Linked DNA regions of Homo sapiens: region 2 is linked to region 1. A link is an interaction called in ENCODE POLR2A ChIA-PET data of the cell type or tissue named here. Cell type or tissue: OCI-LY7. All regions are shown on one strand. Links, peaks and the distances in the headings refer to the core of each region. The heading gives the core; the rest is flanking DNA. Region 1 has its middle 30 kb from the start of TMBIM6. Region 2 has its middle 27 kb from the start of TUBA1A.

Evidence for each region. ChIA-PET counts read pairs that join two places held together with the same protein. Peaks named below come from ENCODE experiments on the same cell type or tissue, not always from the same donor. Only the 100,000 strongest peaks of a DNase experiment are listed, where the experiment ranks them.
Region 2: POLR2A ChIA-PET joins it to region 1 with 8 read pairs; 2 of 35 experiments call an interaction of 5 or more read pairs at or near these places.

What each region holds. Positions count from the first base shown.
Region 1 is chr12:49,769,095-49,773,489 of GRCh38, reverse strand. It overlaps the pseudogene LSM6P2. Among named protein-coding and RNA genes, the nearest start is that of TMBIM6, 30 kb to the right of the region's middle. In OCI-LY7, for the core only: no CTCF peak of the experiment used is centred there; no DNase peak of the experiment used is centred there.
Region 2 is chr12:49,159,864-49,164,258 of GRCh38, reverse strand. No RefSeq gene overlaps it. Among named protein-coding and RNA genes, the nearest start is that of TUBA1A, 27 kb to the left of the region's middle. In OCI-LY7, for the core only: no CTCF peak of the experiment used is centred there; a DNase peak (open chromatin) is centred at 2,638; H3K4me3 peaks cover 1,122 bases; H3K27ac peaks cover 385 bases.

The DNA of each region.
Region 1 (4,395 bases), core at 149-4,148:
CTACTAAAAAAAAAAAAAAAAAAAAAAAAAAATTAGCCGGGCGTGGTGGCGGGTACCTGTAATCTCAACTACTCAGGAGGCTGAGGCAGGAGAATTGCTTGAACCCAGGAGGCGGCGGTTGCAGTGAGACTCTGTCTCAAAAAAAAAAAGAAAAGAAAAGAAAAGAAAAAAGTGCCAAGTCATCCATACGTCTATTCCTAACTTCTTCCCTTAGCTTTAGATTCATATCCCAATGTCCCCTGGCATCTGCAAGGGTGTCCCACACCACTGCAATCTCAGCATGTCAGAGCCAAAACTACCATCCCACCCACAGACCTGGGCCTCCCTAGTGGAAGAACTAACATTTAGAAGTTTTATTATGGGCTGAACACACTTCTAAGTTGTTTACATACAGTAAGACAGGGATCTTGTCATTGTGTGAATATGGTAAAATATACTTACACAGACCTAGATGGCGTAGCCTACTATTCACCTAAGCTCTATGGTATCGCCTGTTGTTCCTAGGCTACAAACCTGTACAGCATCTTACTGTACTGAATACTATAGGCAATTATAGTAACACCATGATGAGCATTTGTGAATTTAAACATAGAAAAGGTACAGTAAAAATATAGTATGATAATCTTTTTTTTTTTTTTTTTAGATGGAGTCTTGCCCTGTTGCCCAGGCTGGAGTGCTGTGGCGTGATCTTGGCTCACCTCACTGCAACCTCCGCCTCGCGGGTTCTAGCAATTCTCCTGTCTCAGCCTCCCAGGTAGCTGGGATTACAGGCATGCACCACCATGCCCAGCTAATTTTTGTATTATTAGTAGAGACGGGGTTTCACTATGTTGGTCAGGCTGGTCTTGAACTCCTGAGCTCGTGATCTGCCTGCCTCGGCCTCCCAAAGTGCTGGGATTACAGGTGTGAGTATAGGACCACCATCATATAAGCAGCGTGTCATTGGCCAAAACATCATATGGCACATGACTGTATTTTATTAATTTAATTCTCACAATAGTTCTATACAGGAAGTACTATTATTACTTCCATTTTACACATGGGAAAATGAGACACAGAAAGGCTGAGTAACTCTCCCAAGCTTGCACAGTTGGCAGGTAGCTGGTAGGACCATCCTGACCCCCTGAGAATCATCCTTGATCTCCTGTCTTTCTCACCTCCCCATGTCTCATTAATCACTAAGGCCTGGAGATTTTACCTCCAGAATATTTTAGTCCATTGTCTCCTGTCCTTATGACTACTGCTCTACTTCACATCATCTTTTCTCTTGCCTGGACCATTATGCCTTTTTTGTTTCTTTAGTTTTCCATGATAGAACATTTCAAACACAAAAGGAGAGAGAATCGTACAATCAATGTCCATTGCCTAGCCACAACCGATATAAACTCATAACCATTCATATTATCTATACCCTCTACTTTCTTCACTCCCTGCCACCATTCAACTATTTTTTTTCTTTTTCAAAAATTCTTTTAGCATTTTGTACACTGACAAAGTGGTAAAAGAAAATGACTGAAACTTAAATGTAAAAGAACACTTCATAATTAATTGTATACATTTATCTTAAATGTCAGTGAAAAATAAACTATTATAAAAAACAGGACAAAGTATATCACAAAGAAGCAAGAATTAGAAAAAAATAATAAAAAGATATCCAACTATGAAAAGTATGGCCCTCTTGGTGCCTTCACACCCTTCTGTTCTGTGTACTGATGTACTTTTCTTGGATAAATGTAGCCCATACTCATTCTTTTTTTTTTTTTTTTTTTTTTGAGACAGTCTTACTCTATCACCCAGGATGGAGTGCAGTGTGTGATCTCAGCTCACTGCAGCCTCCACCTCCCGGGTTCAAACAATTCTCCTGCCTCAGTCTCCTGAGTAGCTGGGACTACAGGTGTGCACCACTGCGCCTGGCCAATTTTTGTACTTTTTTTTTTGAGATGGAGTCTCACTCTGCCGCCCAGACTGGGGGTGCAGTGGCACGATCTTGGCTCACTGCAAGCTCCACCTCCTGGGTTCACGCCATTCTCCTGCCTCAGCCTCCCTAGTAGCTGGGACTACAGGCGCCTGCCATCACGCCTGGCTAATTTTTTTTGTATTTTTTAGTAGAGACGGGGTTTCACCATGTTAGCCAGGATGGTCTTGATCTCCTGACCTCATGATCTGCCCGCCTCTGCCTCCCAAAGTGCTGGGATTACAGGCGTGAGCCACCGCTCCTGGCCTTTTTTTTTTTTTTTTTTTTTTTTCAGTACAGAAGGGGTTTCACCATGTTGGCCAGGCTGGTCTCAAATTCCTGCCCAACTCAGCCTCCCAAAGTGCTGGGATTACAGGCATGAGCCACTGTACCCAGCTTCCCATACTTATTCTTTGGTTGTATATATTCTTCTGTCTACCCCAAGGCTATATTCATGTAGCCATCCAGGCAAGCCAGGACCCCTCAATAATCCACTCTATAATTTAATTTTACCACAATTGGTCATCCGATGATTTGCTATAAGAAGTCACTAGGGATTTGCTTCTGAAGACTCATTTTAACAATCCTAAATCTCACGGGTGGGATCCAGAACCCTCACTCCAGGCACTCCACAAGCCCAACTGAGTATTTTGATGCAAATCTCAGACATCATAGTAATTAATCCATACTTATTTCAGTATGCATCTTTAATTTTTATTTATTTATTTATTTTTGAGATGGAGTCTCGCTCTGTCACCCAGTCTGGAGTGCAGTGGTGAGATCTCGGCTCACTGCAACCTCCACTCCCAGGTTCAAGCGATTCTCTTGCCTCAGCCTCCCGAGTAGCTGGGACTATAGGCGCCCACCACCACACCTGGCTCATTTTTGTATTTTTAGTATAGACCGGGTTTCACCATGTTGTCCAGGCTGGTCTTGAACTCCTGACCTCAGGTGATCCGCCCACCTCGGCCTCCCAAAGTGCTGGGATTACAGGCGTGAGCCACCGCGCCTGGCCAGTATGCATCTTTAAAAGATAACTTTTGAAGAATGCAATCATAACATTATTAGCGTTATGCATTAATAATATTTCTTTATCATGTAGTCAGTGTTTGAGCTGTTATCTATTGCTGTGTAACACAGTGGTTTAAAACAGCAATAAATGTATTATTGCTCACAGTTTCTGTGGGCCAGGCATTCAGAAACAGATTGGTAGATTGGTGAGGCAGTTCTGGCTCAGTGTCTCATGAGACTGTAGTCACCTGAAAGTTTGAAACTGGAGGATCTGCTTTCATGGTGGCTCCTTCCCACTGGCTGGCAAGTCGGTGCTGGCTGTGGGCAGGGGGCTCCAGTCTTCACTTCAAGGCTTTCCACACAGGGCGGCTTGAATGGCCTCAGAACCTGTACTTAGTTTCACTCAGAGCAAGTGATCCAAGGAGACAAGGAGGAAGCTGCAATTCCTCTGAAGACCTGGCCTCAGAAGCCACACACGCTTCTGCAGTGATATTTTGGTCATGCGTGCCAGCCTGCCTCAATGTGGAGAACTCTACCAGGGCACACCAAGGTGAGGATCCTTGGGGGCCATCTTGGAGAATGTGAATCGGGGTTCAAATTGCTCCAATTCTCTCCCTTTTTCTTTTCCTTTTACACTTGGTTTTTTTGTTTATTTTTGTTTTTGTTTGAGACGAAGTCTCACTTTGTCGCCCAGGCTGGAGTGCAGTGGTGCAATCTCAGCTCACTACAACCTCCGCCTCCCAGGTTCAAGCGATTCTCCTGCCTCCGCCTCCTGAGTAGCTGGGATTACAGGTGCCCACCACCATACCCAGCTAATTTTTGTATTTTTAGTAGAGACAGAGTTTCACCATGTTGGTCAGGCTGATCTTGAACTCCTGACCTCAAGTGATCCACCAGCCTCGGTCACCCAAAGTGCCTGGATTACAGGCGTGAGCCACTGCGCCCGGCTATACTTGATTTATTTGAATCAGGATTCAAACAAGATCACATCATTGATTGCATTTTGTTGATATGGCTTATAAGTCTCTTAATGTCTAGGTTTCCTTCCCTCTCTTTTTGGATTTGTTCTTTGCCATATTTTTTGAAAAAAGAAACCAATAGTTTGAACTTAAAGTTTTCTTTTTATTATTAATTGACAGATAAAACCATATATGTGTCCAACATCTTTTGAAGTGTATACACATTGTGGCATGATTAAATCTAGTGAACTGACGTATGTATTATTACCTCACACAGAACTTAATATGATTCAGATTCAATTTTTTCTCCCCAGGCTGGAGTGCAGCGATGCGTTTATGGCTCCCTGCAGCCTCAACCTCCCAGGCTCAACTGATCCTCCCACCTCAGCCTCCCAAGTAGCTGAGACCACAGGTGTATTTTTATATTTTTTTGTAGAGATGGGGTCTTGCCATGCTGCCCAGGCTGGTCTC
Region 2 (4,395 bases), core at 214-4,213, 610 kb after region 1:
TTTGTTTGCCCCATTGCAATCCAGCCTGGGCCACAGATTGAGACAGTGTCTCTAAAAAACAAACAAATAAAAAAGTAGAATACGGAAAGGCTGGCTGGGCGTGGTGGCTCACGCCTGTAATCCCAGCACTTTGGGAGGCTGTGGCAGGGGGATCATAAGGTCAGGAGATCGAGACCATCTTGGCTAACAAGGTGAAACTCCATCTGTACTGAAAATACAAAAACAAAATTAGCAAGGCGTGGTGGCGGGCACCTGTAGTCCCAGCTACTTGGGAGGCTGAGGCAGGAGAATGGCGTGAACCCGGGAGGCGGAGCTTGCAGTGAACTGAGATCACGCCACTGCGCTCCAGCCTGGGCAACAGAGCGAAACTCCAACTCAAAAAAAAAAAAAAAAAAAGGAATATGGAAAGGCTAGACATTAAAGAATTAAGTTTATATTGAATATTGACAATGAATAGGAAAAAATATACATAAAAAAGAACTAATACTCATTTAAGAGGTAAGAAAAAGAACAGTAAAATAAATAAAAAGTTAGGCTGGGCCTTGTGGCATGGTGGTGGCCACCTGTAATCCCAGCTACTCAGGAGGCTGAGGCAGGAGAATTACTTGAACCCGGGAGGCAGAGGTTGCAGTGAGCCGCGATCACATCATTGCACTCCAGCCTGGGCGAAAAAGCGAGACTGCGTTTCAAGAAAAAAAAAAAAAAATTAGCTGGGCACGGTGGCACACCTGTAATCTCAGCTACTGGGGAGGCTGAGGCAGGAGAACTGCTTGAACGCAGGAGGTGAAGGTTGCAGTGAGCCAAGATCGCAACACTGCACTCCAGCCTGGGCAACAAGAGCTAAACGCCGTCTCAAAAAAAAAAGTCTGACTTACCATTTTTTTTCTTTTGTTGCTTGTGCTTTTGGTGTCATATCTAAGAAAGCATTACCTAATCAAAAGTAATAAAGATTTATCTCTGTTTTCTTCTTCTGAGTTTTATAGTTTTAGCTCTTATATTTAGGTCTTTGATCCATTTTAATTTTTGTGTATGGTGTGAGGTAGGAGTCTGTATTAATTTCTCAGAGCTGCTTTTAAACCACAAACTGAGTGGCTTAAAACAAAAGAAATGTATTGCCTCATAGTTCTGTAGGCTAGAAGTTTGAAATCAAGGCGTTGGCAAGTTTGGTTCCTACCAGAGGCTCTGAGGGAGAATCTGTCCCATGCCTCTCTTCTAGCTTCTGCTGGTGCTGACAATCCTTGGCATTCCTTACTTACCTTGTAGACACCACTACAATTTCTGCCTGTGTTGCTACCGGGCATTCTCACTATGTTTCTGTGTCTTCACATGGCCTTCTTATAAGGACAGTCATTAGATTTAGGGCCCACTCTAATCCAGTAATTCCCCATCTTAACTAACTACATTTGCAAAGATTCTATTTCTAAAGAGGGCCACATTCTGAGGTTGTAAGTGGACACTGAATGTTGGATAGGGTGACACTATTCACACAGCAGAGTCCAACTACATTCCTTTGCATGTGAATATCCAGTTGTCCCAGCACCATTTGTAGAAAAGACTATCCTTTGGAGCACCTTGTTACAGCCTAGCAAGGGTGGAAGTCTAGGCTCCCCACTCAGTCTTGGTGATACAGGTAGGGGTAGGGTCACAGTTCTTTCTGTAGCACTTGGCTGGAGTACAGGAGTTGTTATATAAAGTTTGCTGTCTTGCTAGATTTTCCCTTTCCTGGTTCTTTGGCTAGTGAGAGAAGGTTTTCGTTTTTTGTCTCACCCTTCGGCATTTTTGGATTGTCAGCTTCTTCAGTTCCAAGGCTTCGAGATGTAAGGTAGGAAGAAAACCCAGGAAACTCATCACTATGTTGTTCCTTGGACCCCCAAGATCCCTAGCTTGTCTGCTGCCTTCTCTCCATCTTTCAGTCTTTTTTTTTTTTTCTTTTTGAGACAGAGTCTCACTCTTTTGCCCAGGCTGGAGTGTAGTGGTGCGATCTTGGCTCACTGCAACCTCCACCTCCTGGGTTCAAGCAATTCTGCCTCAGCCTCCTGAGTAGCTGGAATTACAGGCACACGCCACCATGTATGGCTAATTTTGTATTTTTAGTAGAGATGGGGTTTCACCATATTGGCCAGGCTAGTCTTTAACTACTGACCTCAAGAGATCCACCTGCCTCAGCCTTTCAAAGTGCTGGGATTACAGGCATGAACCATCACGCCCGGCTTTTCTTTCAGTCTTCTTATGTTTGTTTTATATATAATGTCCAGGGTTTTTAGTTGTATTTAGTGGGAGGAATTTAGGAAGTATGTCTACTCCACCTTCCCAGTGCACTTAATTTATAGGGCAATTTAAGTAGAATTAGCATCTTTGTAATCTGATACCTCCAAATAATACGTGATATATCTCTCAGTACATTAATCATAATATCTTCATAATATCTCTCAATAAAGATACTATTTTCTTGCAGATGTCTTGTTCTTTTGTTGTTATTGTTGTTGGTGTTAGTGTGAAAGAAAATAGAATCTTGGGACCCCAAACTCACTATGCCAAAGGGACATTAAGCTTGAGAGCTGAATTACTGCATTCCTTTTGTTACCAGATAGCTGTAATTTCACAATCCTGTACCATAGCCTCATTTCCTCTACTTCCCCTTTTCACATGTAAAATGTCAATTTACTGAGGCTAATCAGAGCCTCACAAGAATGTAACAATTCGCCTCACTACCTACCCTACCTCCCGTTTTCCCCCTCCTGCTTGCTCTTTCTCCTTTAAATAATGAAGTTCCCTGCCAGGTATGGTGGCTCACACCTGTAATCCCAGCACTTTGGGAAGCCAAGGTGGACGGATCACCTGAGGTCAGGAGTTCAAGACCAGCCTTGCCAACGTGGTGAAACCCTGTCTAAAGGGGGTTTTGGGAATTCTTAAATTCTAATCGTTTATATGTAAATTTTGCGGACAATTTTTGCATACATGTCATGATGTTACCAGTGGAGGGTGTCCAGGTCCCTGGTGTCTTAAACAAAGATTTGGACAAAATGTACAAAGTAAGGAAAGAATGAAGCAACAAAAGCAGAGATTTGTTGAAAATGAAAGTACACTCCACAGGGTGGGAGCAGGCCAAACATAGGGGCTCAAGGGCTCAGTTACAGAATTTTCCTGGGTTTAGGGTGTGGTGGCTCATGCCTGTAATCCCAGCACTTTGGGAGGCCAAGGTGGGCAGATCACCTGAGGTTGGGAATTCAAGGCCAGCCTCACCAACACAGAGAAACCCTGTCTCTACTAAAAAATACAAAAATTAGCCAGGCATGGCCCGTGGTGGGTGCCTGTAACCCCGGCTACTCAGGAGGCTGAGGCAGGAGAATCTCTTGAACCCAGGAGGCGGAGGGTGCAGTGAACTGAGATCGCACCATTGCACTCCAGCCTGGGTGTCAGAGTGAGACTCTGTCTCAAAAAAAAAAAAAAAAAAAGAAAGAAAGGAAGAAAAAAGAATTTTCTGGGGTTTACATCCCCTCTAGAGGTTCCCACTGGTTACTTGGTGTACGCCCTATGTAAATGAGGAGGATATTTTTTGTCATAGCTGAAGTGTTTTCATTTTCATTTGATTTAGTTCTAGGAAGTCCTTAGGTTCCCTGCCTCTAGTCCCTATTCTCCTGCCTCAGTGAGTGGTGCAAGGTTAGAGATAAGCAGGTCCTTGCATGTTTGTGTCTTTCCACAGTGTCAGGCTTTTACTGATGCTATTGCAATCACAAAAGCCAGGAGCTACACGGAGTTCCCAAGGGGGCAATCTCCTTAGTACTGTTACAGTAGGTAGTTAGACAGGCAAGAGCAGGGCAGGAGAGGGCTCCCTGCACCCACCAGGAATGTCAGGTGACCAATGGTCAGGCAGTTGTCACACTACCTATCTAAAATAATTGGTCACAGCCAGTACCAGGGAGAGGCAGTTTCCCAACAGATAAACACCTGAAATTGGTAATCAGCAGCTTCCGTAAGATCTAAGGAACTGGGCGAGTGGGCTCGAGCATGCACATTAAGAGGCAAAATGGAGGCATATGACCTTCCAGGGCATTCCACCAGAAAAGGGAAGAAAACCTCAGGTGAATATGTTTACAACTCCAGTAAACACACTGCGCATGCTCACCTGCCAGGCGTTAGTAGGCCACTGTGCATGTGGGCAGCTCACCCTAAGGCAAGAATGAAGGGAAAGGGGCACAAAATACTAGAAGTAGACCAGCATATGAAATCCAAGGTCTGGACCGGGCCCAGTGGCTCATGCCTATAATCCCAGCACTTTGGGAGGCCAAGGAGGGTGGATCATTTGAGGTCAGGAGTTCAAGACCAGCCCGGCCAATATGGTGAAGCCCTGTCTCTATTAAAAATACAAAAATTAGGGCTGGGCACGGTGGCTCA